Regions from separate parts of the Mus musculus genome. Here region 2 is linked to region 1. Evidence: chromatin contacts called from ENCODE Hi-C or POLR2A ChIA-PET data. All regions are on one chromosome and are shown on one strand. Each heading gives the region's core, a stretch centred on a gene start or an enhancer-like site at or near the end of the contact. The rest is flanking DNA. Distances are from core to core; before and after follow the strand shown. Region 1 holds the start of Slc35b2 (solute carrier family 35, member B2). Region 2 holds the start of Zfp318 (zinc finger protein 318).

What was found. Hi-C counts contacts between places; a loop is a spot of excess contacts on that map. ChIA-PET counts read pairs that join two places held with the same protein, here RNA polymerase II (POLR2A).
Region 2: a map of heart shows a loop between it and region 1 (3-fold over the local background). The contact joins the promoter of Zfp318 here to the promoter of Slc35b2 in region 1. A Hi-C loop is called at or near these places in 1 of 37 maps with a recorded cell type or tissue (heart). POLR2A ChIA-PET finds 5 or more read pairs at or near these places in 1 of 5 experiments (embryonic stem cell).

The regions. Positions count from the first base shown.
Region 1 is chr17:45,560,666-45,568,625 of GRCm38, forward strand. Slc35b2 (solute carrier family 35, member B2) reads left to right here and starts at 3,271. Exons shown (of 4, transcript NM_001357105.1): 1 at 3,271-3,403; 2 at 3,915-4,108; 3 at 4,260-4,414; 4 at 5,644-7,004. The coding sequence starts at 3,393. The coding sequence ends at 6,579. It overlaps Nfkbie (nuclear factor of kappa light polypeptide gene enhancer in B cells inhibitor, epsilon), which reads left to right. Exons shown (of 6, transcript NM_008690.4): 6 at 1,337-2,504. The coding sequence ends at 1,402. Hsp90ab1 (heat shock protein 90 alpha (cytosolic), class B member 1) reads right to left here. Exons shown (of 11, transcript NM_008302.3): 10 at 7,564-7,897; 11 at 7,113-7,459. The coding sequence ends at 7,350.
Region 2 is chr17:46,378,996-46,386,955 of GRCm38, forward strand. Zfp318 (zinc finger protein 318) reads left to right here and starts at 4,771. Exons shown (of 10, transcript NM_207671.4): 1 at 4,771-5,335; 2 at 7,717-7,868. The coding sequence starts at 4,844.

The sequences.
Region 1 (7,960 bases), core at 2,021-4,520:
CCATCTGCCTTGCAGAGCCTCTCACCCATAACAGAGTTAGGCACATGCATTAGGCAAAGGATGCTCACCAGTTAACAGTGCCGGAGTCAGGCTGGAGGGTCTAACTTGGTTGACAGAGTGCTTACCTAGCATGTAAGAGGTGCTGGGTTCAACACCCAGCACCACATGTATAGTGGTGCATGCCTGTTATTTAAGCACTTAGGAAATGGAGGGAAAGGATCAAAACTGAAGGTCTTCTTCATCTACATAGCAAGTTCAAGGCCAGCCTAAGCTACATGAGTTCCCTCAACCCCCTAAAACTGCTGGGGGTAGAACAGAACTACTTTTTTTTTTTTTTTTTACCAACTGTGACATATTGGGCTGTATTTGCCGCCCCCCGCCCCCCCCCCCAGCCTACAACCAGTTCCCTAGGCTGGTTAAGCCCAAGGAGCCCAAACATGGACTCCAACAGGAGTGACTCTGTGAAGCTAACCAGACTGAAGACAATGCCATAGTGAGGCCCGGGAGGGAGGACAGGAGGAGCAACACCTCCACACACGTTGCACGTGTCTTGAAGCAAATGTCTTCAGCATATAAATACCCGGGGTTTTCAGGTCTTAGACTTTTTTAAAAATTTTTTGTTTAAGATTTATTCTTTTTTGTTTTTTGGTTTTTTTGGTTTTTGGGGTTTTGTTTTTTGTTTTTTGTTTTTTGTTTTTCGAGACAGGGTTTCTCTGTATAGCCCCTCTCTTCCATTTTAGTGTCATATTAGAATGGTGGCGCACGCCTTTAATCCCAGCACTTGGGAGGCAGAGGCAGGTAGATCTCTGAGTTCGAAGCCAGCCTGGTCTACTACAGAGTGAGTTCCAGGACAGCCAGGGCTACACAGAGAAACCCTGTCTCGAAAAACAAAAACAAAAAAAGATATATTCATCAAGATATGCTGGCACATGCTTTTAATCCCAGCACTTGAGAGGCAAAGCCAGGCTGATCTCTGTGAGTTTAAGGCCAGCCTGGTCTACAGAGTGAGATCCTGACTCAAAAAACAAGCAAAAGTATCCAAAAGCCTTCCACACCCCAACCCTAACCCCAACAACAGCCACTGTGTATACATAGTGCCAATGGACATACTATATCTACTGTAAGGTCACTCCTAGCTCAGATATTCTGCATGGCTTATCTCAGATCTTGTCTAATCTTCGGGTCTCTGCCATGCCCAGGTCTTTCACTGTCTGGCCTTCAGCTTGCCCAGGTCCCTGCTGCCATCCCTGGTGCCATCACTTAGGGCATTAACTCTGCTTCTCTCTGTTTTCTCTCTCTCTCTCTCTCTCTCTCTCTCTCTCTCTCTCTCGCTCAGCTCCTTTCTTATTTGCCCTTCGATGACCTGAAAATCTCCGGCAAACCACTGCTATGTACTGACTGAAGCTCGGATGGGTCCCCACCGCTTCCCACCTGGAAGCTGGATCCGCAGCTGCTGCAGTTGGGACCCAAGCAATGTCGCCCCTCTGCTGATGCTGGTCCTGGGGCTAGCATAGTCCTAAAATGAGATGAAGGATTGCAGACGAGGAAGAGCCGATCTGGAAGGAAGGACTTCCCAAGTGGCCTGGATGGAGATTCTTGAAAGACCCTCGAAGCCACTGGTATCCTGAAGGAAGCCTCCTTGCTTCTGTTGAAGATGGCATGGGCTGAAATTGCCAGCTACCTGGAAAATGGGGATGAGCAAACTGACCCGAGGGGTCTCACCTAAAATACCTTTGTGAGTGTGTTTGGCACTGGGGTGTGAACCTAGAGCCTCCCCAGCGGTAGGCAAGCTTACTATCATGGAGCTGTGTCCCCGGCCCTCTTTTCATTTTTTATGTTGTGATGGGATCTCAATGAGTTGCCAGAGATGGCCTGGAACTCACTCTATAGCCCAGGCAGTCATCTTTGAACTGGGAACTTCCTGTCTCAGCCTCCTGAGTAGCTGGGATTATAGGTCTGGTGGCAGCGGGCCACCGCAAAGTTATCTAAAGACTTCAAACATAAGGCTCCCAACTGAACCTTTGCAGTTATTCTAATATGACACTAAAATGGAAGAGAGGGGCTTTAAAAAAAACAACAACAACAACGTTTCCCTTCTACAGTTGTATGCATAGGCAGGCCTGACTCTCGGGTAAAGGCAGAGAGAAGGAAACAAGCCCTGAGCAAGCACAGGGCCTTGCTGGGTATGGTAGGAGACCTAAGTGGTTCCTGCCACCACAGGCACATCTCCTTCATGTGGAAATGCCCAGGGCTGGAGAGTGAGGAGGAAGAATATGGAGACACACACGTGTCCCTGGAGAAGTTTGAGGACATTGATCACAAGAGAGTTGCAACTTTCCTCCCCCACCCAACCCCCTTAGACTCCACACACTGAGGGCCCTGCTAGGTCATGCACGAAGAAGGAGAAGAAATAAATCAACATACTTTCCGATGCTTAGCGCTTATAAGCACTAAGCAAATGCATCCTGTGAGTGAGACAGATATTAAAGGCATAAACAACTAAATATGTGGTTATACGTTGCAATGGGTGACTGGGAAGGAAGAAAACCGTTAGCAGGAAGGAGGACAATGGAGTGGGCGAAGGATCATCCTCTGGGAAGCTTCAAGCAGGTGTCGTTGAAATTGCGATTTAGGATGAGCAAGGGGAAAGACAGCATTGGGGAAGGCCTCCGATGAATTAAAGGAACTGAAAACAGGCCAACAGGACTCTACAAGGTTGGGCAAGTGGGCGAGGAGGACGCACCAGGTCATACAGAGCCTAGAAGGTCACAATCACAGGTACTAAGGGGATGATTACTGATGCAGCCAAAAAAGGAAGAGACATCATTGTTTAAAAACTAACGCCGGTTCTGGTGGCGCAGGCCGGTAGGATTTGCTGAAGGAGGCAGAGGCAGGAGGATCTGGAGTTCGAGGCCAGCCTGGGATACAGCGTGAGTTCCAGGACATCCAGGGCTACACAGAGAAACCCTGTCTCGAAAAAAAAAAAAAAAAAACACCAAAACAAAAAACAAAAAAACCGTAATGTAAGAGGAAGTACTGGGTCTCAGATACTCAAAATCCTAGTCCACTAGATGGCAATGGTCATCATCACTCTGTGTGGGTTGGGTTGGGTTGGGTTGATGGCTGTGACCAAGCAAGCTGGGAAAGGGAGGGAGTCCCAACTGGAGTTCCCCAGGGGAACCGGGCTTGGTCTGCCTCCGGGCCGCGTGGGGTCGCTGTGGCCGGAGTGTCGCGAAGGGGGCTGAGGCGGGGAGGAGGCGGGAAGAGCGCAGCACTTCCGCTGGCTGGCTGACTGGCTGGCTGCTGGAGCGGGCGGCAGAGGGAGCGGAGGGAGCGCGCGGCCCGGGGGACTCACATTCCCCGGTCCCCCCTCCGCCCCACGCGGCTGGGCCATGGACGCCAGGTGGGGGGCTCGGGCAGCCATGGCCCACGTGACCGAGACCCCGGGGCCACGTGACCGAGACCCCAGGGCTCCGGAGGCGGGGTGGGGGGTCCTCCAGCCGCAGATCCGCGTGGCACTGTTGGGAGCCCCGTGTGGATGGGCACGCGGCATGTGGCCTACGCTCCTCGCGGGGCTTCGGGGATTGTCGCGCGTAGGGGGATGAGGGACAGTGGCGCTTCGGAGAGGGAAGGGGGTGGGGGTTGCCTGTGGCCTGAGCTGCCCGCGCGCTGAAGGGAACAGAGGCGACCTATGTGGCTGGACAGGCGGGGCCGTCCCCGAGAAGGGAGGAGGTTCTGCCTGGCCTGCGCCGGACCCCCTGAGAGAGAGGGAGAGAGAGGCTCTTTGTCCGTCCCTCTGGGCTGCAGCGGAGGGGGCGGGGAGGCCACTGGGCACTTCCCTGGTACAGTCCCCTCCGGAGGGCAGAGAGGCGGAAGAGCTGCAAACCTAATCGTTGCTTCGGCTGTCCCAGCAGATGGTGGGCAGTAGTGGTACTCGCCACACTCCCTTCCTTGGGAGCAGGTGGAGAGTCACCCGAAGCCCCTCCGCAGTCCTGGACACAGCTGTGGCTCTTCCGCTTCTTGTTGAATGTAGCGGGCTATGCCAGCTTTATGGTACCTGGCTACCTCCTGGTGCAGTACTTAAGACGGAAGAACTACCTGGAGACAGGTAATGTGGCCAGAGGGTGGGGAGATGAGGGAAGTCTGGTTGCAGGTGTTGGCAGAGCGGGACTTGGGCCGGGAGGGAGGCCAGTAAGTCAGACACCGGATCGGGCTGGCTGCTCTGCAGAGGTTGTGGACCTTGACTGTGTCTTCTTCAGGCAGGGGTCTCTGCTTCCCCCTGGTGAAAGCCTGTGTGTTTGGCAATGAGCCCAAGGCTCCTGATGAGGTTCTCCTGGCTCCGCGGACAGAGACAGCGGAATCCACCCCGTCTTGGCAGGTCCTGAAGCTGGTCTTCTGTGCCTCGGGTCTCCAGGTAAGAATACAGGCTCCCCTTCTCTTCCCCAGCTGGGTACAGACAGCCCCTGACTTAAACCAAATTTTCCCTGCCCACCCCAAAGGTTTGTTAGTTTGGGTCTGGTTTGTGTCCCTACAGGACACAGCCCAGTCCTGAAAGTGAACTTCCAGCGCTTCCTTCAACACCTGTATTGAAATGAAAGTTCACTGTACACACGCATGTGTTCATGCGCACGTCCACGCGCGCGCGCGCGCACCCATGCAATGGCTTCTACAGTGTGGAAGAAGGCCTGCCTGAGTTGTATTTTTTTTCCCTATGCCCATATTCTGCTCTGTCTGTATGTTGTATCTGAGTGTGAATTTGAGGAATTGCTGGCTAAACATATCTCCAGAGCTGCTTCCCACATTATTATTTTGAGACAAGGTCTCACTCTGCAGCCCTAATTACTCCAGAACTCACTATATAGACCAGGTTGGTCTCCAGCTTAGAGATCCCCCTGCTCTACAAGTGCTAGGATTGATGACCCACCACACTGTTTTGACAGAGTTTCACAGGCTCAGACAGGCCTTGAACTTTCTTTTTTTTCTTCGCTGTTTTTCCAGACACAGTTTCTCTGAGTGGCTCTGGCTGTCCTGAAACTTGCTCTCAATACCAGGCTGGCCTCAAATCCAAACGCCTCTGCCTCCAGAGTGCTGGACAGAGTGGGTTAAAGGCATGTGCCACCACCACCCAATGCAAGCCTTGAACTTTCAACCCTCCTGCTTCTTCCTTCCAAATAGCTGGGGTGACAGCGTGTACCACCATGCTTGGCTTTCTCCAAAATTTTGTCAGTAGGATTTCTTTGAGTGAGGCTATCACAGGGCATTCAGAGTGGGAGCCAACTCACCTTAGATATATGTTGAATTGAAGTGTCCAGCCACCCCCACCCCCAGCTTCCAAACATCCCAGTTTCTTTTTGAGTTAGTTCAAACTAAATAAAACTCTTTATATGGTATGTGGAGCCAGCTCTAATGGATTTGCATCATGAAAGAGGACAGTGTTTGGTCTTAAAGCAGATGTCATGGTGTCTGCAACTCCATTTGATTCCCCCATAAAATGAGCTAAAGCTTGGGAAAGAAGGCCCCTCCCTCAGAGGAACCAAAAGTATGGTGTCAGTTACATCTGATGCTACCAACTCTGAGGAAGTAGGAAACAGACTTCTGCCTTTCCTTCTATACTGTCGCTCTTCTCTGCCCTCCCTCTTCCAGGTGTCCTATCTGACTTGGGGCATACTGCAGGAAAGAGTGATGACTGGCAGCTACGGGGCCACAGCCACATCACCAGGAGAGCATTTCACAGACTCCCAGTTTCTGGTGCTGATGAACCGTGTGCTGGCGCTGGTTGTGGCAGGCCTCTACTGTGTCCTGCGCAAGCAGCCCCGTCATGGTGCACCCATGTACCGGTACTCCTTTGCCAGTCTGTCAAATGTGCTTAGCAGCTGGTGCCAGTATGAAGCACTTAAGTTCGTCAGCTTCCCTACCCAGGTGCTGGCGAAGGCCTCCAAGGTGATCCCTGTCATGATGATGGGAAAGCTGGTGTCCCGGCGCAGCTATGAACACTGGGAATACCTGACTGCCGGCCTCATCTCCATTGGAGTGAGCATGTTTCTTCTATCCAGTGGACCAGAGCCTAGAAGCTCTCCAGCCACCACACTCTCTGGCTTGGTCCTACTGGCAGGCTATATTGCTTTCGACAGCTTCACCTCAAATTGGCAGGATGCCCTGTTTGCCTATAAGATGTCATCGGTGCAGATGATGTTTGGGGTCAATTTATTCTCCTGTCTTTTCACAGTAGGCTCACTACTGGAACAGGGGGCCCTACTGGAGGGGGCACGCTTCATGGGGCGGCACAGTGAGTTTGCGCTCCATGCTCTCCTCCTCTCCATCTGCTCCGCCTTTGGGCAGCTCTTCATCTTCTACACCATTGGACAATTTGGAGCTGCTGTCTTCACTATCATCATGACTCTACGCCAGGCTATTGCCATCCTCCTCTCCTGCCTCCTCTATGGCCATACTGTCACTGTGGTGGGGGGACTGGGAGTAGCTGTGGTCTTCACTGCCCTCCTACTCAGAGTCTATGCCCGGGGCCGGAAGCAGCGGGGAAAGAAGGCTGTGCCCACTGAGCCCCCAGTACAGAAGGTGTGAGCAGTGCAGTAAAGACCCTCATCTTCTGAGGCACTGGCTCAGTATCAGCATACAGCAGAGGATTGGAGCCCTGGAGGCAGCCTCTTTTGCCTTAAGAGCCCCCACTTCATGGAAATGACAGCTGTGGGTGTTTGGTTAGAGGTGACCCAGAGCTCCTCCCCCAATCTCTGAAATCTTGCTGGTGGCCAAGCAAACCAGCACCAGGGCTTTGCTCATAGCACGCACCCTTGAGGCTACCAGGCACCAGCTGGGAAGAGAATTGTTTACAGGTCATGCAGTTCCCCTAGGGGCCAGTGAGAATGGTGCTGTGCCAGAAGGGACAAAGGCCCCCAGCCCAGTTGGGGCCCCAGTGTTCCTACCCAAGTTTTGGTACTTGGAAATGTCACCTTTTGCTCTTATTTGATTAAACTGCAGCAGTGACTTTGGACCTGTGTTTTGGTTGGCATTAATAGTTGATGGACAAGTAACTGCCTTTCATCACCTTCCAACACCACTCAGGAAGCCCTGAGTGTTACAAGGAGAGCAGGACTGTATAAAACTGCATCTTCTTTATTTTGCATACTTTTAATTTTAGAACAAAATAAAACAAACAAAAAAACCACAATACATAACACCCAACCCTGCTATTCTGTGGGAGGGGATCTTCCTGCCTTAAGGCACAGGACAGGATAGAAGATTCTTGTAGACATGAGCAGAGAGCCAGGTGGGTCAGGGCTGCTGGGGGAGCCACGGGGATACTATACAGAGGGCAGGGCTTCTTCCAGGAGGCTTTAATCCACCTCTTCCATGCGCGAGGCATCCTCATCGCCTTCCAGAGGGGGGATCTCATCAGGAACAGCAGCACTGGGCTCCTCTGCAGTGACCTCATCTTCATCGATGCCTAAGAGAAAGACACAGATTTAAGTAAGCCACAAAGCACTAAGTCTGCCCAAAGGTCCAGCTAGTACAACAACTTGCTACCAGGAGCTCACAAGCCAGACTCACCCAGGCCTAGTTTAATCATGCGGTAGATGCGGTTGGAGTGGGTTTGGGGATCCTCAAGTGAGAAACCAGAGGAGAGCAGAGCAGTTTCAAACAGCAGCACCACCAGGTCCTTGACAGCTTTGTCGTTTTTGTCTGCCTCAGCCTTCTGCCGCAGGGTCTCCACGATGGGGTGGTCAGGGTTGATCTCCAGGTGTTTTTTGGCCATCATGTAGCCCATTGTAGAGTTGTCTCGCAGTGCCTGGGCCTTCATGATCCGTTCCATGTTGGCTGTCCAGCCATAGGTGCTTGTCACAATGCAGCAGGGTGAAGACACAAGCCTATTGGAGATTGTCACCTGTGGACAATCAAGAACAATGACAAGATGTACCTTGGCCATAATGGAACTGCTATGTATGAA
Region 2 (7,960 bases), core at 3,521-6,020, 820 kb after region 1:
TGTTTCCTAAGTTCTGATGCAAAATATTGTGATTCTCTTTAAAATATATATATATAGATTTTCATGTGCATGAGCATTTTGCCTCCATTGTATGTATGTATATGCACCAGGAGTATAACTGGTTCCCATGGAGCCAGGAAAGGGCATTGAACCCCTGGGACTGGACAGTTGTAGACAGTTGTGAGCCACTCTGTAGGAGCTGGGAATTGAATCTGGATCCTCTAGAAGAGCAGCCAGTGCTCTTAACCTTTGAACCACATCTTCACAACCCCATTTCTTTTTGACCTACGGCTTCCCTCCCTACATAGCTGTCCTTGAATTCACTCTGTAGACCAGGCTGGTCTTGAAGTAGCCGATCCACTTGCCTCTGTCTTGCAACGGCTGGGACTGAAGGCCTGTCCTGCCACGCCCAGTCCTCTTTGATGCTGTTGATCTCGTCTTGCTCTGGCTTTTCTTAACCAAAGTACGAGTTTCTCATGTCACCTTTATTTGCTGTCTGCTACAGAGTCTAATTATAAGTCTGACTAAAAGTAGACAGAAGCAACCATGTTGCATCACATTCTGCACACGTAGACTGATGTCCTCCGTGAGATGAATTTGTCACATTTTAACTCAGCCTCCTACAAAGTCTCAGGATGTGGACAGAATTTAGATGTTTCTTCCCAGGATGTAACATGAGTGGCTTCTAGTCTGGTCCACAACAAAGTCCTCGTTTTGACCTGGAATCTCATGAATACAGCCTTTTCTGTCCATGGTCATGCTAGTATTCTGGTCTTCTGAGCTCACACAAAAACTACTCACTAAATGAAATAGTCTATGGTTTTTCTAGTCTGAATTTCCAAATTCCTCCAGAAAGATCAGTTCCCAAGGTTTAAGAACCACGTGGTCAAGGCAAACAACCCCATTACTGACTCGACTTCTCAGATACCCATTGTCTGTGCTGGTTGGCCTCTCATTGCTGTGAGAGACACCTGAGAGGAGATAACATAGGTAGGATTTTTTTCATTTTGCCTCAGTTTTAGACAATTTAGTCTATCGTGGCACGAAGAATGTGGCAGAACAAAGAGATCGGTACCACAGCACTGGAGAATGGAATGCAGGAAGGGACGAGGGCAAGCTATTGTCTCCAAGGCAATGCTGTGGGAGACAGTTTCATATTAAAACCATAACAGAATGCTATGACAATGTACCTAGTCCAAGAGGCTTGAATAATAGATATTTAACAAGACATGGCAGCTTGCACCTGTAATCCCAGTACTTGGGAGGCTGAAGCAGGAGGGTGGCTGTGATGAGCTCAAGGTCAGCTCGGGCTATACAGTAAGTTCCAGGCCTGCCCAGGCTACAGAATGACAGTCTCTCAGGCCTTGTGTGCTTTACAGGCCTGTAACCAACCCCTAAGCCCTGGGGAGGCAGGGCGATCAGGCATCCAAGGGCATCTTCAGCTACAAATCTGAAGCCAACCAGAACTAAGCAAGATCCTGTCTCAAAATAATAGTAAAAGACAGTTACTTCTCATAGTTGTAGAGTCTGAGAGGTCCAACATCGGGGTGTCAGCAGCTCAGGCTTCTTCTCTCCTTTGTGCATGGCTGTCTTCTCTGTGACCACACACAGCAGAACAACAGACTTCCATGTCTCTTTCTCTTCTGATGAGGCACAACCACACTGAGAGCACCTTGCCTTTCACACCTTCTCTAACCCTACTTCTGGAAATCATCACATTAGGGACGGGAGATTCGTCAGGTGACTTGGGTCCCACAGGACAGCCCACGGTGTGTGAAGGCTCTTAGCCATGTTCATCAAAAGACAAGTAAGAATGCATCGACTCGGTGACAGACAACAGCTGGGAGATGGTTTTAATTAGATTCTTTCCTGTTGTCGTTGACCTTTCAGCACAGGCCTCCAAGGCAGAAAGCCCCTTAGTAGATGTCGGGTTCTCCATCCCTTCATCCCAGAGGGACACGGTGAGAAATGGGGGACCGGCCTGCCTCCTGGCGTTCCTAATCCAGCCTGTTGAGGAGAGCTGAGGACCGTGTTGGAGAATTGCCTTTGGATTCTGCATTCCCTCTCCCACCATTCCACTCAGGGAAGAAAGAGTTTCCACAGAAGTCTAACCCACTCCCTGATCTTACCAGGCGTCAAGTGTGGAGCTGTTATCTGAAAGGAAGTTTAAAGGTTTGTTTGGTTTTGAGCCTGGAACTTTGGAAGGCTGTGAGAATCACTTCATAAGCCTGGTCACCCAGGTGTGTGCCCAGGAGGCTTTGGGACCCTGGACTGCACATTTGTATGCTGCAATAATACTACTGTTCACGATACCAGAGAGTGTTGGAAAGTAAAGGACTCTGCAAAGACTTCCATTGAGGCACAGGACTAATCTGCAGAGGGCAGGCACGGAGGGCAAGAAGGAGAGACTTGCCCTTTGCTTAAAGTATCTTAGTCAGGGTTTCTGTTCCTGCACAAACATCATGACCAAGAAGCAAGCTGGGGAGGAAAGGGTCTATTCAGCTTACACTTTCCACATTGCTGTTCATCACCAAGGAAGTCAGGACTGGAACTCAAGCAGGGCAGGAAGCAGGAGCTGATGCAGAGGCCATGGACGGATGTTCTTTACTGGCTTGCTCAGCCTGCTCTTTTATAGAACCAAGACTACCAGCCCAGAGATGGTCCCACCCACAAGGGGACCTCCCCCCTAAACACTTTATTATTGGAGAAAGACATAGGAGACAATGTTAATACTAGAACAGCAAATCCCAATTTAAAATGTATTGATTCTGGCCAGACAGTGGTGGCATAAACCCTTAATCCCAGCACTGGTCTACAGAGCAAGTTCCAGGACAGCCAGGGCTACACAGAAAAACCATTTTGAAAAAACAAAAAAAAAAAAAAAACAAAAAAAAAGGAAAAAAAGTATTAATTTTGGTTCTAAATAATGGTACTCCATATCTATATTCCCAGCACTTAGGAAGTAGAATCAGAGGATTAGGGGTTCAAAGACATCCTCTGATACATACTGAGTTTGAGACAAGCCTCAGGCAACTGAGACCCTAGTATGTACAATAAGCATTGACTTCAACTAAATATACATAGTGATTTATCTTTCCTCGTCTACTAAAGTAGATGGAGATAACTAAATACATACATAGGTAGTATAATAAAGACAGGGCACATACCTCTGGTAGATTAGCTTTTTCATCAAAATAACGTATATTTACAAATTATATCAATAATATAGGATAAAGCAAACAAGTGTAAGGGAATACAGCTGGTAACATTTTTATACTGGTGCCAGGTGGGAGGTCCATGACTTCAAGGCTAGCCTGATCTACATAGGAAATTCCAGACCAGTTAAGGCTGCATAGTGAAACCTGACTCTCAAAAAAAAAGGGACAGAAGCAAGATTTTTATTCTGAAATAGGAAGCTTATGACATTTATAAATAAGCAAATCGGCTTATATTTTAAACATAATTTAAAAACAAATTAACAAAGTCATATTTTTTTCTTTTCAGAAATCTGATTCTTGTTTTTTGGTGTTTTTTGTTTGTTTGTTTGTTTTTGTTTTTTGTTTTTCGAGACAGGGTTTCTCAGTATAGCCCTGGCTGCCCTGGAATTCTCTCTGTAGACCAGGTTGACCTTGAACTCTGAGATTTGCCTGATTCTGCCTCTGAGTACTAGGATTAAAAAGTTTGTGCCACCAATGCCTGGCTCAGAAATGTGATTTTTACACAAATTCAAGATTTATGTTTAGCTGGTGAAAAATATGAAGCTATTGTCTAGGTTCAACATATTTCCTCACTTTTGGTTTTTTCATGGTGTGAGATCCTCTGAAACTGGAGCCCCAAATGGTTGTGAACTACCACGAAGGTGCTAGAAAAAAGACCTCCGGAGCCATCTCTACCCAGGCCCTATTTTCCTATGTTTTGACTGACCCTTAGGGTCTTGTCTTTTTCTTTTTAAACATTTATTTCTATTTTCTGTGTATGAGTTTTTGCCTCCATGTGTTTCTGCACCACTGATATCTCAAAACACTTGCCAGGCCTGTCACGGTATGGGTTGCTCCGACAGTGGCCTTCACCACCATTTTACTGTAATGCTTGGCTAGAACATCTGGAAATTTTACTGATGTCTGTTGTGTTTGACTTTCACTTTTCTGTACTTTCTCATTTCTCGATTTAAACCTCTATAAGTTATTGGACTGGAAAGTTACCCGACTACGTCAAGCTTCCTCTGGGGGAAAAGGGATGGACACTCGTTGAGGTTCGTAGCTTCTGACAGGGTTTAGGTGTGAGTGTAGGGGGTCGTTTGCTTTCTCACTATATATAATCATTTCTGTAAAGCAGGTGGATTGCTATGGGCACGCACGCTCCAGGAGCCTGGGAACCAAGCTACTGAGGCCTCCGCTACAACCTGGCCCCGCCCACTCACCGGGCTCTCCGGCCCCGCCCACCGCGCCGGGAGGAGGAGAGGGGTGGTCTCTCTGCATCACGTGGTCTCCGGGGGAGTAGGGGGTGGGCGGCTCGCCGGTCGCCATTTTGCGCGGGGCCGAAAGGCGGGGCCTGCGCACTTCAGGGCGCGCGCCCCTGGTGCTCGCGCAGGCTCAGCGCTCCGCCCCACGGCTCCCGGCTCCTGAGGCCGCTCTCCGCGTCCAGCCGCGGGAGAGCCTGGGAGGACGAGGGGGTGTGGCGTGTCGGCGCGTACCCGCGCCCTCCAACCGCTGGCCGGTGGGGCGGGGCCGCGGGGAGGGGGCCGCTCCGTCCGCGAGGGCGGCGCGCTGCGGTGTCCGCGGCGGCGGTGCCTGCGGCTGTGGCGGCACGCTCCCGAGCGGCGTCCGCGGCGCTCCCGGTAGCCATGTACCGCAGTGGCTCCCGCTCCTCCGTCTCTTCGCACCGGTCGAAAGACGGCAGCGCGAGCGGCCCTCCGCCGGGCCGTCCCGTGGGCGCCTCCTCAGGCCCCACACGCCGCCCCTCGTCGCCGCCGCCGCCCTCTTGCTCCTCGCTGCGGCTCCCCGCCCGCCGCCACCGCTCGCCCTCAGGCCACCGCGGCCGCTGGGCCTCGCCGTCCCCGCCTCGGGGTCGTCGCGGCTCCCCGTCCCCGCCCCGCGGCCGCCGGGCCTCACCGTCTCCGACCCGCGGCCGCCGGGCCTCGCCATCCCCTCCGCGGGGTCGTCGTGGCTCCCCGTCCCCGCCGCGCGCCCGTCGCGGCTCCCCGTCGCCACCGCGGAGCCGGCGACACTACCCACCTGGCCTGGGTGGCTTCCGAGGCAGCATTCGAGGCGAGTCCCGCGCCGACTTCGCCCGGGACGGCCGCGGAGACCATCCAGGCGGCGGCGGCGGCAGTCGGGTAATCCCACCCTTCGCCCATGTTGCCCCCATGTCCCCAGCCCCCGGGCCCTCAGGCCAGAGTCCGAATGTCCGAGTCTTCCCCGCTCCCTGACAGTCCTGGGTGCCTCCTTTACACAATAACGGACCCGGGACCCGTTCGGTCACCCGTGTTGGAACAGAACAGGACGCCCGGTTTCTAGGGGGAAGAGGCTTTCGCTCTTGCTATGTGGAAAAGTTCTCCAAGGCGAGGGGCATTTCATCCATACTGACTGGCGCTTTGGCGTTTCCCTTTGGGTTTGATCAAATTCGTTGCTTTAAGGCCCGAGTTTAGCAGAACATCTGAAATGCCTGGTGGCCAGTGAGGAAAGCTTGAACCAAAGCAGACTGGATGCTTTAGCTGTCATGGAGTCTCAGTTATAGCTGTTATTCCGACGAGAGGTGTGCATAATCAATCATTGTGATTGCTGCCATCAGCTAGAGACACAAGAGCAGCTACCAGCAATCTTTTAGGGCTCACGGTCCCTTGAGGTAAAGCAATAGCAATAGGTGTTATCACAGCCAAGGAACCAGCTCAGAGAGGTTTAAGTAGCTTGATCAAGGTGACACACAAGTGATGGAGCTGTGGTTCAGCTCACATGTTGGATTCTCACAGCCTGCGATTTTACATGTTAAAATGTGCTGCTGCTGGAGGGACAAAATGTGGGATTAATTTATGGTTGTGGTGGGTGTAGCTGAGTAGTACTCAGTAGGGCTTACAAAACTGTAAAACCCGATTTGGAATCTTAGCATCCTAATTTTAAATAAAGGTGCAGGTGTGATAGTGACCCCTCAGCTGGCACTACAGTGCCCTAGTGTTCTGGTCATAAACTGATTTGTCACATTGTGAAGACTTCTCAAAGCCCTCACTAGAGAGGAATCGAGTAGAATACTGCAGCCTCCCCCTTCTGGGTGCTGTACTCACTCCAGCTCCAGTTCTCCGTCCCATAGGAAAATGCTTTCTCTTACCACCCGAACATTTACCTCATGCTTCAAGGGAAGCCCCCAGGCTATCCTGTCATCTCTCACCACTCTGAAGGCCCTGCTGCCTCTTCCTCAGATTGGTACAGTTGCCTTCTTCGTAATTGAGCCTTGCTACTCACCATTTATCTTTTCTGTGTTCAGCCATCAAATTGATTTTTAAAAATATTTTGAATAGTGTGTGTTCAGGTGTACCTGTGAATGAGGTATATATGTGGGAGTGCAGATGTTGTGGAGGCTTTGGATTCCTTGGAGATGGTTGTCAGCAAGATGGTTGAGTGCCTGGTCCTTTGGAGGAACTCACTCTTAACTGGAGCCTCCACACTGATTTTCAGCCTTCATTTTATACATTTAATAAGCATCTATTGAGCATCTGCCATGAATTAGATACAGTTACGATAAATAGATGAAGTTAGAAATTCCGTGGTGTGTTCAATGTGATTAAGGGCTAAAACCAAAATCAAGTTACAATTTCAAGGAAAAAAGCCTCATGAGAAGTGAGTCTTTGATTAAGACCGTAAGAGATAAGAGATCAAGTAGTCCAAGCATCAGGAGGGAAATTGTAGTTGGCTCACATGACTTTAATGCTTGAAACCCTCCTGTGCCTCTTATCACATTATCAAATCCAAATTTCCTAATTTTGTCTCTCTTTTCTCTGTGACATTGCTGCAGCTGTCCTGGCCTCTTTTCTGTTACCCAAAGCATACTGATTCATTCCTGAGCTGTTTCCTTTGGCCTGAAACATGTGCTTTTCTTTGAAGGACCTATGTGCCTTCGATTTAGTAGCAGCATCCCAGAAATACTACCTCTAATCATCTTCTTTTGAGTGATCCCTCCTTTTCCTTGTCTTTTAAAGTACTTAAAACATAATTGGTTTTGCCTCTTCTCCTTTAGTTAGACATATATGTGTGTGTGTGTGTGAATGTGTGTGTGTCTATGTCCTGAGAGCCAGGATTTTTACTTGGCTATTCCCATGTTTCATACAAAAAGAGGTCCTGTTTCCCCACCCCCCCCCTTTGGTTTTTTGAGACAGAATCTTTCTGTGTAGCCTCTGCTACACAGTGGACAATTTTTAGGAATGAGTGGAGAATATAAACTCACCCTCTCCTCTCTCAGGGTGGTGGTGCACGCCTTTACACTGGGGAAACAAGAGGCAGGTGGATCTGAGTTCAAGGCCAGCCTGGTCTACAGAGTGAATTCTAGGACAGCCAGGGCTATACAGAAACTGTCTCAAGAGATTTTTTTCCTCTTAAGGAAACTTCTAAATTCTTTTTTATTGTAGAATGGTCCCTTACCGTGATAGACAACAATTTTATAAGTAAGGAGAACATTTTGGGCATAGAGATGTGTTCATGTTTTCACTTTTGTTTTAACTTTTTGTAGAGACGTTCTCCTGGTCTGTGTTCTGATTCTTCTTTGGAGGAGAGTTTAAGGATCACAGTTGGCAATGACCACTTCTGTGTTAGCACACCAGAGCGGCGGCGGCTCAGTGACCGGCTGGGATCTCCAGTGGATGGTCTGCAGGACATGGACAGGTAGGCTTCAGCTATGGCAGGTGCACCATACTTGCTCTGGAAGGCAGAATATTGTTGTTTTCTGAGTGATGTATCTGAAAGTTGGTGCCAGC